Regions from separate parts of the Homo sapiens genome. Here region 1 is linked to region 2. A link is an interaction called in ENCODE POLR2A ChIA-PET data of the cell type or tissue named here. Cell type or tissue: endothelial cell of umbilical vein. All regions are shown on one strand. Links, peaks and the distances in the headings refer to the core of each region. The heading gives the core; the rest is flanking DNA. Region 1 overlaps TRAF3IP2 (TRAF3 interacting protein 2). Region 2 overlaps REV3L (REV3 like, DNA directed polymerase zeta catalytic subunit).

What was found. ChIA-PET counts read pairs that join two places held together with the same protein. Peaks named below come from ENCODE experiments on the same cell type or tissue, not always from the same donor. Only the 100,000 strongest peaks of a DNase experiment are listed, where the experiment ranks them.
Region 1: POLR2A ChIA-PET joins it to region 2 with 5 read pairs; 8 of 35 experiments call an interaction of 5 or more read pairs at or near these places.

The regions. Positions count from the first base shown.
Region 1 is chr6:111,552,674-111,558,060 of GRCh38, forward strand. It overlaps TRAF3IP2 (TRAF3 interacting protein 2), which reads right to left. Exons shown (of 9, transcript NM_147686.4): 9 at 2,708-5,387. It also overlaps TRAF3IP2-AS1. Among named protein-coding and RNA genes, the nearest start is that of TRAF3IP2, 51 kb to the right of the region's middle. RefSeq lists enhancers at 1-2,792, 109-801. In endothelial cell of umbilical vein, for the core only: no CTCF peak of the experiment used is centred there; no DNase peak of the experiment used is centred there; H3K27ac peaks cover 179 bases.
Region 2 is chr6:111,460,158-111,465,544 of GRCh38, forward strand. The region is part of intron 1 of REV3L (REV3 like, DNA directed polymerase zeta catalytic subunit); the gene reads right to left. Among named protein-coding and RNA genes, the nearest start is that of REV3L, 20 kb to the right of the region's middle. In endothelial cell of umbilical vein, for the core only: no CTCF peak of the experiment used is centred there; a DNase peak (open chromatin) is centred at 3,084; H3K27ac peaks cover 1,685 bases.

The DNA.
Region 1 (5,387 bases), core at 207-5,206, 92 kb after region 2:
ATCAGCCCCTTCCTGGTGAAGGGAGCAAAGGGAGGTCAGGCAAGGGACAAGAAATGTGTGCCCTTATGGTTTTCGTTTACAAGCCCTGGGAGATCTGGGGGCTGCAGTTACTCCTTCCATAAGAGAGTTTCTAGAAAAAAAGCAGGCAGGCCCAGAACATGGTCACCTCTGCCCAGGTACACTTTGGTCCAAGACTTTCATTGTTTAGCAAAGCCTCAAATATCACTTCCTAATCACCCAATACCTATAACCTGGACCCATGCTCCTATATTCCTTGAAAAGTTAAGTAGAAAACTAAAGTACACTGAGTGTTCCTCTTACAGATCCCACCTGCTTGCTTGAGGCTAAGAATTTGGGAGCAAATGCACAGTGAGTTGGCAACATGTGACTGCCAGGGTCTGCAAAAGCCACCCACCTGCCGCCAAGTACCCTATCCAAAAGTGATCCTATCCTAAAGCATTTTCCAATAGAAAATGGAAGAAGTCATATGCAGTTAGGAACATGCTATCCTGCCTGGGCACAATACCTCCCAGCATGCCAGCTGTGTTGACTGAGCGAGGCTCCTTTGTATGCTAAAGTGCCTCGTGCAGCCTCCCTCAAAAGGCGAGCCAGCATGACCATACGTTTCTCATGTCTACATCCAAAAGGTAATGCAGATGTTCCAAACAGCTAAGTATTATTCCAAGAAGTGCCATTTTTGTGGAATCAGAATTGTGATAGGACGGGCTGGACGCAGTGGCTCATACCCGTAATCCCAGCACTTTGGGAGGCTGAGGCGGGCAGATCACTTGAGGTCAGGAGTTAGGAGTTCGAGACCAGCCTGGCCAATGTGGTGAAATGCAGTCTATACTAAAAACGCAAAAATTAGCTGGGCTTGTGGTGGGTGCCTGTAGTCCCAGCTACTAGGAAGGCTGAGGCAGGAGAATCGTTTGAACATGGGAGGCAGAGGCTGCAGTGAGCTGAGATCATGGCACTATTGTACTCCAGCCTGGGCGATAGAGTGAGACTGTCTCAAAAAAAAAAAAAAAAAGAATGGTGACAGGAAGATGAATATCACAGTATTTAAAAATCTTTTTCATTGTTGATGTTTTGGAGATTGGCCAGATACAACTAAAAGAAACTGATCTGGGCCAGGTGAGGTGGCTCACGCCTGCAATCCTAGTACTTTGGGAAACCAAGGTGGGAGGATTGTTTGAGCTAGGGGGGTCAAGACAAGCCTGGGTTGAACATAATGAGACCCTGTCTCTACAAAAAAAAAAAAATTTTTTTTATTTTGAGACGAAGTCCTGCTCTGTTGCCCAGGCTGGAGTGCAGTAGTGCTATCTCTGCTCACTGCAACCTCCACCTCCCTGGCTCAAGCAATTCCCCTGCCTCAGCCTCCCAAGTAGCTGGCATTACAGGCATGTGCCACCATGCCCAGATAATTTTTTTTGTATTTTTAGTAGAGACGGGATTTCACTGGTCTCAAACTCCTGACCTCAGGCAACCTGCCCACCCTGGCCTCCCAAAGTGCTGGGATTACAGGTGTGAGCCACTGTGCCCAGCCAAAATTTTTAAAAAATAAACTGGGCGTGGTGGCATGCACCTTTGGTCCTAGCTACTCAGGAGGCTGAGGTGGGGGGATCGCTTGAGCCCGGGAGGTTGAGGCTTCAGTAAGCCGTGATCATGCCACTGCACTCCAGCCTGGGTGGCAGAGCAAGACCATGTCTCTAAATAAATAAATAAATAAGTTGATCTGACTAATAGCAGATTTTGTCTGTGTCAGGCAAGTGTCAAGACCTTTTACATTGTGCTTCAGTTTCATATAATAGCAGTATAAGATAAATATGCCAAGCCACTTCAAGAAAAGTCATACTTCATATAATCACAGCAATAATCAATTCCCCAAAGAATTTCTAACGGAACAAGTTGCAACATGATCATCTAATCCTCCAGTCACTAGAGGATGGAGGTACTTCTTCCCTCAGGGAGAGGGAAGTATCTCTTCAGGGAGACACCAGGTCATTTGTTGAACACATCTACTGTGAAAAACCAGAAAGCTTTCTAGATTCATCAAATAAATGTCTGCAGTCTGGAAATCAGAACATCCGGGTTCTAGTCCTAGGATGACCTTAGACAAGCCACGGCTGCTCTGGGCCCTGCTTTCCTTGTGTATAAAACAAAGCTGCAGGGATATATGATTTCTAGGGTCTCTTTCTAGACTGAAAGTTCCATAACAGAAATAAATGATCTGAGAATTTAATTGATTTTCGTGCTTTCTTTCTTCCTTTCCCCCCGACCTTTGGTTGTTGTTGTTTATTTGGTTAGTAGGCTAAAATAGAACTATTTTTCTTGAAAAATAGTGCATAATTCTCTGGGATGAGAGGCATTTCTTCTCTGTGGTATTTTCCCACAGTGTAACCTTCCTTCTCTTTTCATTTGCCACTAGGAGGTGGGTCTCACTGATTCTTCCTGGTTCATTAAGAAGAAACAGAAAGATCTTGTGTTTTCAGAGACTCTTTCTGGATCATTTCCCATGATCATAGGACTTTGCAATCCATTTGGCAAAGGTGGTGGTGACAATGGGGTGTTTGGCAAAGTGGATGAGGTAGTTGACGAAGCAGCTGGGGTAAAGAAAAATGCTCTTGGCAAAACATCATGAAACTAGGGTGGAATGTTCAAAATGGAGAACTTGCATCCCTTGCTGAGATGACTCCGAGAAAAATTCTGTCTTTAAAGAGGTGATTTATTTAACAGGAAACAAAGAAAAAGGTATCAACAGTAATAATTTTTCTGAGCACTGAGCTGAGAAATAGCTAGTCTAATACTTTGATTGTAGCCATGTACTGAGACCTCTTTGAACAATCTAGAAGTTAAAATAGATTTGAAACCAGTCACTAAAATTTAAAATTACATTTAAAATTCTAAATTAGTCATCAAATATTAGGTAAGAACCTAACCTTGCATTCCACAAACCCACCCCTCAAATCGGTGTAAGTCTGAATAAAGCCTTTGGGCTAAGAGGTTATTTTTACTAAGTCAGCCCTACCCCACTTCCACCCCAAAAATATCTAAAGATGAATGCCTGAGGACCAGCATAACATCTAAATCAACCGAGTGTTAATCTTATTGTCAGTGCTCTCAAATAGTTGTTACAATTCCTTTGATGGGCCGGGCGTGGTGGCTCATGCCTGTAATCCCAGCAATTTGGGAGGCCGAGGCGGATGGATCACGAGGTCAGGAGATCAAGACCATCCTGGCTAACACGGTGAAACCCCGTCTCTACTAAAAATACAAAAAATTAGCCGGGCATGGTGGCAGGTGCCTGTAGTCACAGCTACTCGAGAGGCTGAGGCAGGAGAATCGCTTGAACCCGGGAGGTGGAGGTTGCAGTGAGCTGTGATTGCACCACTGCACTCTAGCCTGGGTGACAGAGCGAGACTACGTCTCAAAAAAAAAAAAAAAAAAATGCTTTGATGTTGGTGGTCATCGGATCTCATAGAAATTTCAGGGGCCAAGCTTTTGTCACTTGGCCAAGTGCGTGTGTGTGTGTATGTGTGCGTGTGTGTGTGTGTGTCTGTGTGTACTTTTTGGTTTGTTTTTTTGCTACCAGTGCTACCAGCTGTAACACTTTAATGACTCTTTGTGGAACACCAGGGACCACTGCTCATCAACCACCTGGGGTAAGAAGAGTGGAAGGAATGAGTGGTTCAGAGCTTAGGACAGGTCTCTGAAGGGAGGAAGGGTTAATAACATCACATTGCTAAGTCTTTGCAAACTAGAAACATTTCAGAGTAATTGCTGATGTCATTTTATTTACAAACGGGTGTCGAATCCTTAATGATGGTGTCACCTCAGACTAAAAAAGATAATGAAAAAAGAGAAAGAAGACTTGAAGTTTGTGTTTGGGTGTTTTCCAGGTTATCCAAATATGAAAGTCAGTTCTACCAGGTCTCAAAACTACGGAACTAATGTTACATGTCAGAAAGTCTTACAAATGAGTACTTATGTTATGCTAGTTTTTCTTCTCTTTTCCTATTTTTTAAAGAACAAAGACATTCGTCTCACCCAGTAGACATCTAAGTTATAAAGTAAATGAAACTAGTGTTCTTTGCAATGCATTAGCAATGTTTCTTATTTATAGTTGACAAGTATTTGTCCTTTCCCTGTGCTACATATAAGAGCTGGACTGGGCTGGGCGTGGTGGCTCCCATCTGTAATCCTAGCACTTTGGGAGGCCAAGGCAGGTGAATCACTTGAGCCCAGGAATTCGAGACTAGCCTGGACAACATGGCAAAACCCTGTCTCTACAAAAAATACAAAAATTAACCAAGCATGTTGGTGCACACCTATAGTCCCTGCTACTTGGGAGGCTGAAGTGTAAGGGTCACCTGAGCCCGGCAAGGTCAAAGCTGCAGTGAGCTGAGACTGTGTCACTGTACTGCAGCCTGGGAAAGAGTGAGACCCTGTCTCAAAAAAAAGAAAAAAAAAACAAAACGGTGGACTGTCTTGTAGCACAAGTGAGCCTTGTTTAAGAGGCTAGTAGATAAAGAAGGGAAGCAGTAGCTTGCAGCCCCAAAAAGTCTTCATTGTCTTAGTAGCTTGGGCCATAATTAAAGCCATCCCACCTTTATAGTTTACGTAGATTTGATACATGTATACATATTTTATATATGGATATGTGTATGTGTTCTTTTTCTGGAGACCAGGTAAACAAGATATATAGATACAGATAGATATCCAAAATTATCAACCTGAGGGTATTGTTGAAGTTTTTTTTTTTTTTTTTTTTTTTGAGACGGAGTCTCACTCTATTGCCCAGGCTGGAGTGCAGTGGCGCAATCTCGGCTCACTGCAAGCTCCGCCTCCCGGGTTGACACCATTTTCCTGCCTCAGCCTCCCCAGTAGCTGGGACTACAGGCGCCTGCCACCACGCCCGGCTATTTTTTTTGTATTTTTAGTAGAGATGGAGTTTCACCGTGTTAGCCAGGATGGTCTTGATCTCCTGACCTCATGATCCGCCTGCCTCAGCCTCCCAAAGTGCTGGGATTACAGGCGTGAGAAGATATTTTTTAAAAGAGGAAAATGTTGGCTGGGTGTGGTGGCTCACACCTGTAATCCCAGCACTTTGGGAGGCCGAGGTGGGCGGATCACAAGGTCAGGAGTTCGAGACCAGTCTGGCCAATATGAAACCCTGTCTCTACTAAAAATACAAAAATTAGCTGGGCATGGTGGCAGGCGCCTATAGGTCTAGCTACTTGGGAGGTTGAGGCAGAAGAATCACTTGAACCCAGGAGGCGCAGGTTGCAGTGAGCCAAGATTGCAGCACTGCACTCCAGCCTGGACGACAGAGCGAGACTCTGTCTCAAACAAAAAAAAAGAAGAAGAAAATGTCTCTGTTAAGAAAA
Region 2 (5,387 bases), core at 236-5,235:
ATGGAGAAACAGAAAACCAAATACCCCATGTTCTCACTTACAAGTGGCAGCCAAACCATGAGTACATATGGACATTAAGATGGGAACAAACAGACACTGGAGAATACAAGATGGGAGAGGGAGGCAAGGATGGAAAAACTACCTATTGAGTACTATGCTCACTTCCTAGGTGACGGGTTCAGTCGTACTTCAAACCTCAGCATTATGCAATATACCTTTGTAATAAACCTGCACAGGTACACCCGGAATCTAAAATAAAAGCGGAAAAAGAAAAAAAATTTAATTCAAATAAAAATATATACGTAAAAGCCATATAACAAACAGTAGAGTGACATCTTTTAAGTACTGAAAGAAAAAAAAGGCAATCCAGAATTCTATATTCAGCAAGAATATTTTAGAAAAATAAAGTCTTTTTGAGAGAAACAAAGATAATTTATTACTAGCAGACTTGGCCTATAAGAAATGTTAAAAGTTCTTCAGGTAGACAGAATGATACCAGACAGAAAACTTGGATCTACACAAAGACATGAACAACAGTATAAACGGTATAAATGAAAGTAAATACAAAACTTCATATTTTTCTTATTTGCAATTGTTCTAAAAGATAACTGTCTCTAAAGCAAAAATGCAGTCATGTACTGCATAATGATATTTAATCGACAAGGGACCACATATATAATGGTGGTCCCATAAGATTACGATGAAGCTGAAAAATTCCTATCGCCTAGGGACATCCTAGTTGTATTAACATTGTAGTACGATGAGTTACTCACGTGTTTGTGGTGAAGCTGGTGTAAAGAAACCTACACTGCCAGTTGTATAAAAGTATAGCATATACAATTATGTTAAGTACATAATACTTGATCATGGTAACAGTTACTAGCTTATGTATTTATTATATACTTTATCATTATTTTAGAATGTACTCCTACTTACATAAAAAGGAAAGTTAACTGTAAAACAGCCTCAGGTAAGTCCTTCAGGAGATATTACAGAAGAAGGAACTGTTATCATAGGAGATGGCAGTTCCATGTGTGTAATTGTCCCTGAAGACCTTCCAGACAAGATGTGGAAGTGGAAGACAGTGATATTTATAGCTTGACTCTCTGTGGGCCTAGGGCTAATGTATTTGCGTCTTAGTTTTTAACAAAAGTTTTAAAAGTAAAAATTAAAAATTTTTAAATAGAAAAAAGCTTACAGAATGAGGACATACTTTTGTACAGCTGTACAATGTATTTGTTTTAAGCTAAGTTATTGTAAGAGAGTAAAAAAGTTTAAAAAACTAAGAAGTTAATAAAGTAAAAGTTACAGTAAGGTAAGGCTAATTATTGAAGACTTTTTAAAAATAAATTTATTATAACCTACATGAACAGTTCTATAAAATCTATAGCAATATACTGTAAAGTCTTAGAGTAGTAATATATTGCATGTTGATTGCATATATATAAAAGTAAAGTGTATGACAACAAAAACATAAAAGATGAAGAGGAGAAATGGGAGTATAGAACTATAAGGTCCTAATACTACATATAAAGCTATGTATTATTATATCAAGAAAACTGTGATTAATTACAAATATACGGCAAACCCTAGGGCAACCACTAAACAAATTTCAGAAAGAGGTATAAATAAATAAGCAAACCGCGGAGAGAAATGGAATTTTTAAAAAGTCCAAGTAATCCAAAAGAAAAAAAGAACAGATAGACTAACATAAACCAGATACCATAGTGGTAGATTTTAATCCAACCATATTACCAATGTTGATAAATATAAACAATCTAAACACACTAAATAAAAGAGACATGTCAAAATGAAAGACAGAGATTATCAGACTGGATAAACAAGTAAGCCCATCTATATGCTGACTATAAGAAACCCATATTAAGTGTAAAGATACAGATAGGTTGAAAGTGAAAGTAAAACAAAAAACAAAAACAGAAAAAATATGTTGGGAGACAATTCTCCATGGGTCTCTGTTGAGGTAGCTGCCTTTGAACCTACTTCTCAGTATCTGGTCTGCAACCATCTCCCCAGTTACTCTTTATTAATAAGTGATACAATGGAGAGATGGAAATCTCATGTCTATTGCTAATATGTATGAAATTCATGGCAAACTTCAGTTTTTGACATGATATACCATGTAAATACTAATCAAAAGGAAGCTGAAGTGGTTATATTAATACAAGGCAAAGAAGATTTCAGAACAAGGAATATTACCAGAGATAAAGAGGCTGTCCGCCAGAAAGGCACACCGATCTTAAATATGTATGGATCTAACAAACTTTCAAAATACATGAAAAAAAAACTGATAGAACTGGAAAGAGAAATAGACAAATCTATTAAGTTGGAGACTTCAACACATCTCTCAGTATTTTATAGAACGAGTAGGCTATAAACATATGGAAAAACTCAATCTCTCACTAGTGATGAAAAATGTACAAACCCACAATGAGATGTTTTAAATTAATTCCTAATTTAAAACTTAAGTCTGACAATCCTAAATATTGGTGAAGATGTGGAACATCAGAAACTCACACTTCTGGTGGGAGTATAGATTGGTATGATCACTTTGGAAAACAATTTGGCATTACTTAGTAGAGATGTGCTCATATTTATAATTTAAAATTCTTATGACGAATAAATAGTAAATATAGATTCACTCAGCAAATATTAAAAACAAAATAAAGCCACAGAATGTAAGTACAACACCCCGTTAGGCCTAACTAGACACCGAGACTCACATAACCCAAACAGGCTGGTTATACTTAACATGTCAGGCAGGAGTCCTCATTGCAATTCGGGGGCTAGTATCTTTGGCCCTCTCAGGTGGCAGATCAAGTGTAAGAGAATGAGAGCATAAGGTCCTTGCAGTAGCTACTCTAGCTTACAGGTACCAAATAGCAACCAATATCTCCAGTCTCATAGGCATAGCTTCCTGAGCTTCAGCAACAGATTTGCTTAGTTGCAAGAGTTATCACACTCAGGGAAGTCCAAAGCTGTTAACGGTATAAGTACCAGTATTTACAATTCATTCACAGTCCTCCTCTGGTCCTTATGCAATTCAGTAATCATGAGTCATTATTACCATAAGCAATGGTGCTCGGTTATACAACTGATATTCTACCTTATCAAGCTTCCAAGTGAACAAAGCTAGGAAGTTAAGCCAAGGCCAAAACTGTCCGAAGAGAAGAAAGGTTAATGTTACAACAAATAAAGAGATTCAATTTAGAATGGCACTAAGCTAAACAACTATTAATATATTTCACTGAATCCAAGATGCTAGTGATTATGACATAATTAATTTTTGTACTAAGAAAAGTGCTGTTAAGTAAATATGGTGCACTACTGATTGTAAGACATATCCTAATTACTGAGATGCACAAGGAGGGAAAATATACTTCTTAGAATTGATGAAATACAGAATAATCCTTCTCTAAATTTTTCACTAAAATATTTAAGACATACAGTAAATTTTCACTTAACTTTGTTGATAGGTTCTTGGAAACCTAAACTTTAAGAAAAACTTTGTAGCAGATCTCCAAATGACATTTTGTTCAACTTCATTTTATTATAACAATGAGAAAAAAACGGTTTCATTATATGTGATTTCACTTAAAGTCACAATTTCCAAGAACCTGTCATGGACATTAAGCAAGGACTTACTGTGTAACTCTTTTCTCTACCTTGGGGACACGGTCTGCTCCAACAGAAACCAGTCCCCTACTAAAAATTTTCTAAGACATGTAATACCTCTGTTCATCTACTCTAAAAACAACCAATATCAACATAATTGACGCAGCATAGCTGTCTTCATCCTGGCATGTTAAAAAGCATCCAAAATCTAAATAAATGAATTAGCTCCCATCACTGATTAAATCACTAAAAGTCCTAAGGGCCTTTACAACCTGGAGGCTTGCATGCAATGTTCTGGTAAAATAAATAAATAAATAACAAAAATTTAAAAAAAAAAACTGTTTCAGGTTATCCATAAATATGTTAGTTCCCATATACCAGCGAACTGTGCAAGGAGAAAAGTGGAAAAAACCTTAAACCTCAATCCAGTAGAGGTACACTAAGTGAATGTTTTCATCTAAGTGGGTTGTATACGATCATTAGTTCTTTATGCTAGGGAAGGCAAATCTATCTTTTTATAAGCAGAAAATAAATATGATTAAAGTGAACTTGCCATACCCTACCTACTGGCAAACACTAGGCTTGGAAAAATAGCCCTTGTTCATAGATAGGTATGTATGGAATGGGACCTAAACAAACATTCAGCAGCATAGATAAAACATCTTCTTAAAAATGCCAAAGAAAAGAATCTGTGATAATTTATATTTAGAAACAGAAAAAATGTAAAAAGTATATGCTGTGTGTTCTCAACAACATACATATAGGAAGAAATAAAAAGACAGACTTATATGCAGTCTAAGATATAAATGGAACTCTTAAGAGATAAGAAAAAAGAAATGAATAGAAACAACAATTTAAAAAACTACATTTTGGTACATACACTTTTAAAAATGAGTTCTGTTATCTATGTTTTCCAAAAAGGAAAACAGGGCCGGGCATGGTTGCTCACGCCTGTAATCCTTGCACTTTGGGAGGCCTAGACAGGTGGACTTCCTGAGCTCAGGAGTTCAAGACCAGCCTGGGCAACATGGTGAAACCCCATCTCTACTAAAATACAAAAAACTAGCTGGACATGGCAGCGTGCGCCTATAGTCCCAGCTACTTGGGAGGCTGAGGCAGAAGAATTGCTTGAACCTGGGAGACGGAGGCTGCAGTGAGCCACGATCGCACCACTGCACTCCAGCCTGGGTGACAGAGCAAGACTCCATCTCAAAAAAAAGGAAAACACATAAAACGGTCTATGCTGCAAAAGTCACACACTAAAGGAAAGGGTAAAATAAAGTTATTTTTATTTGTTTTTTTTTTTTTTTTGAGATGGAGTTTCTCTCTTGTTGTGCTGGAGTGCAATGGTGCGATCTCAGCTCACTGCAACCTCTGCCTCCCGGGTTCAAGTGATTCTCCTGGCTCAGCCCCCTGAGTAGCCAGGATTACAGGCATGCACCATCACGCCCAGCTAATTTTTGTACTTTTAGTAGAGACGGGGTTTTGCCATGTTGGCTAGGCTGGTCTCAAACTTCTGACCTCAGGTGATCCACCTGCCTCAGCCTCCCAAAGTGCTGTGATTACAGGCATGAGCCACAGCACCCAGCCAAGTTATTGTAAAAATATAAAATTACAAGAGTGAAAAACAAAATCAAACCTCAATTATAGCAAATTTTGTTGGCTGAGCGCAGTGGCTCACACCTATAATCCCAGCACTTTGGGAGGCTGAGGCAGGCGGATCACTTGAGGTCAGGAGTTTGAGACAAGCCAGA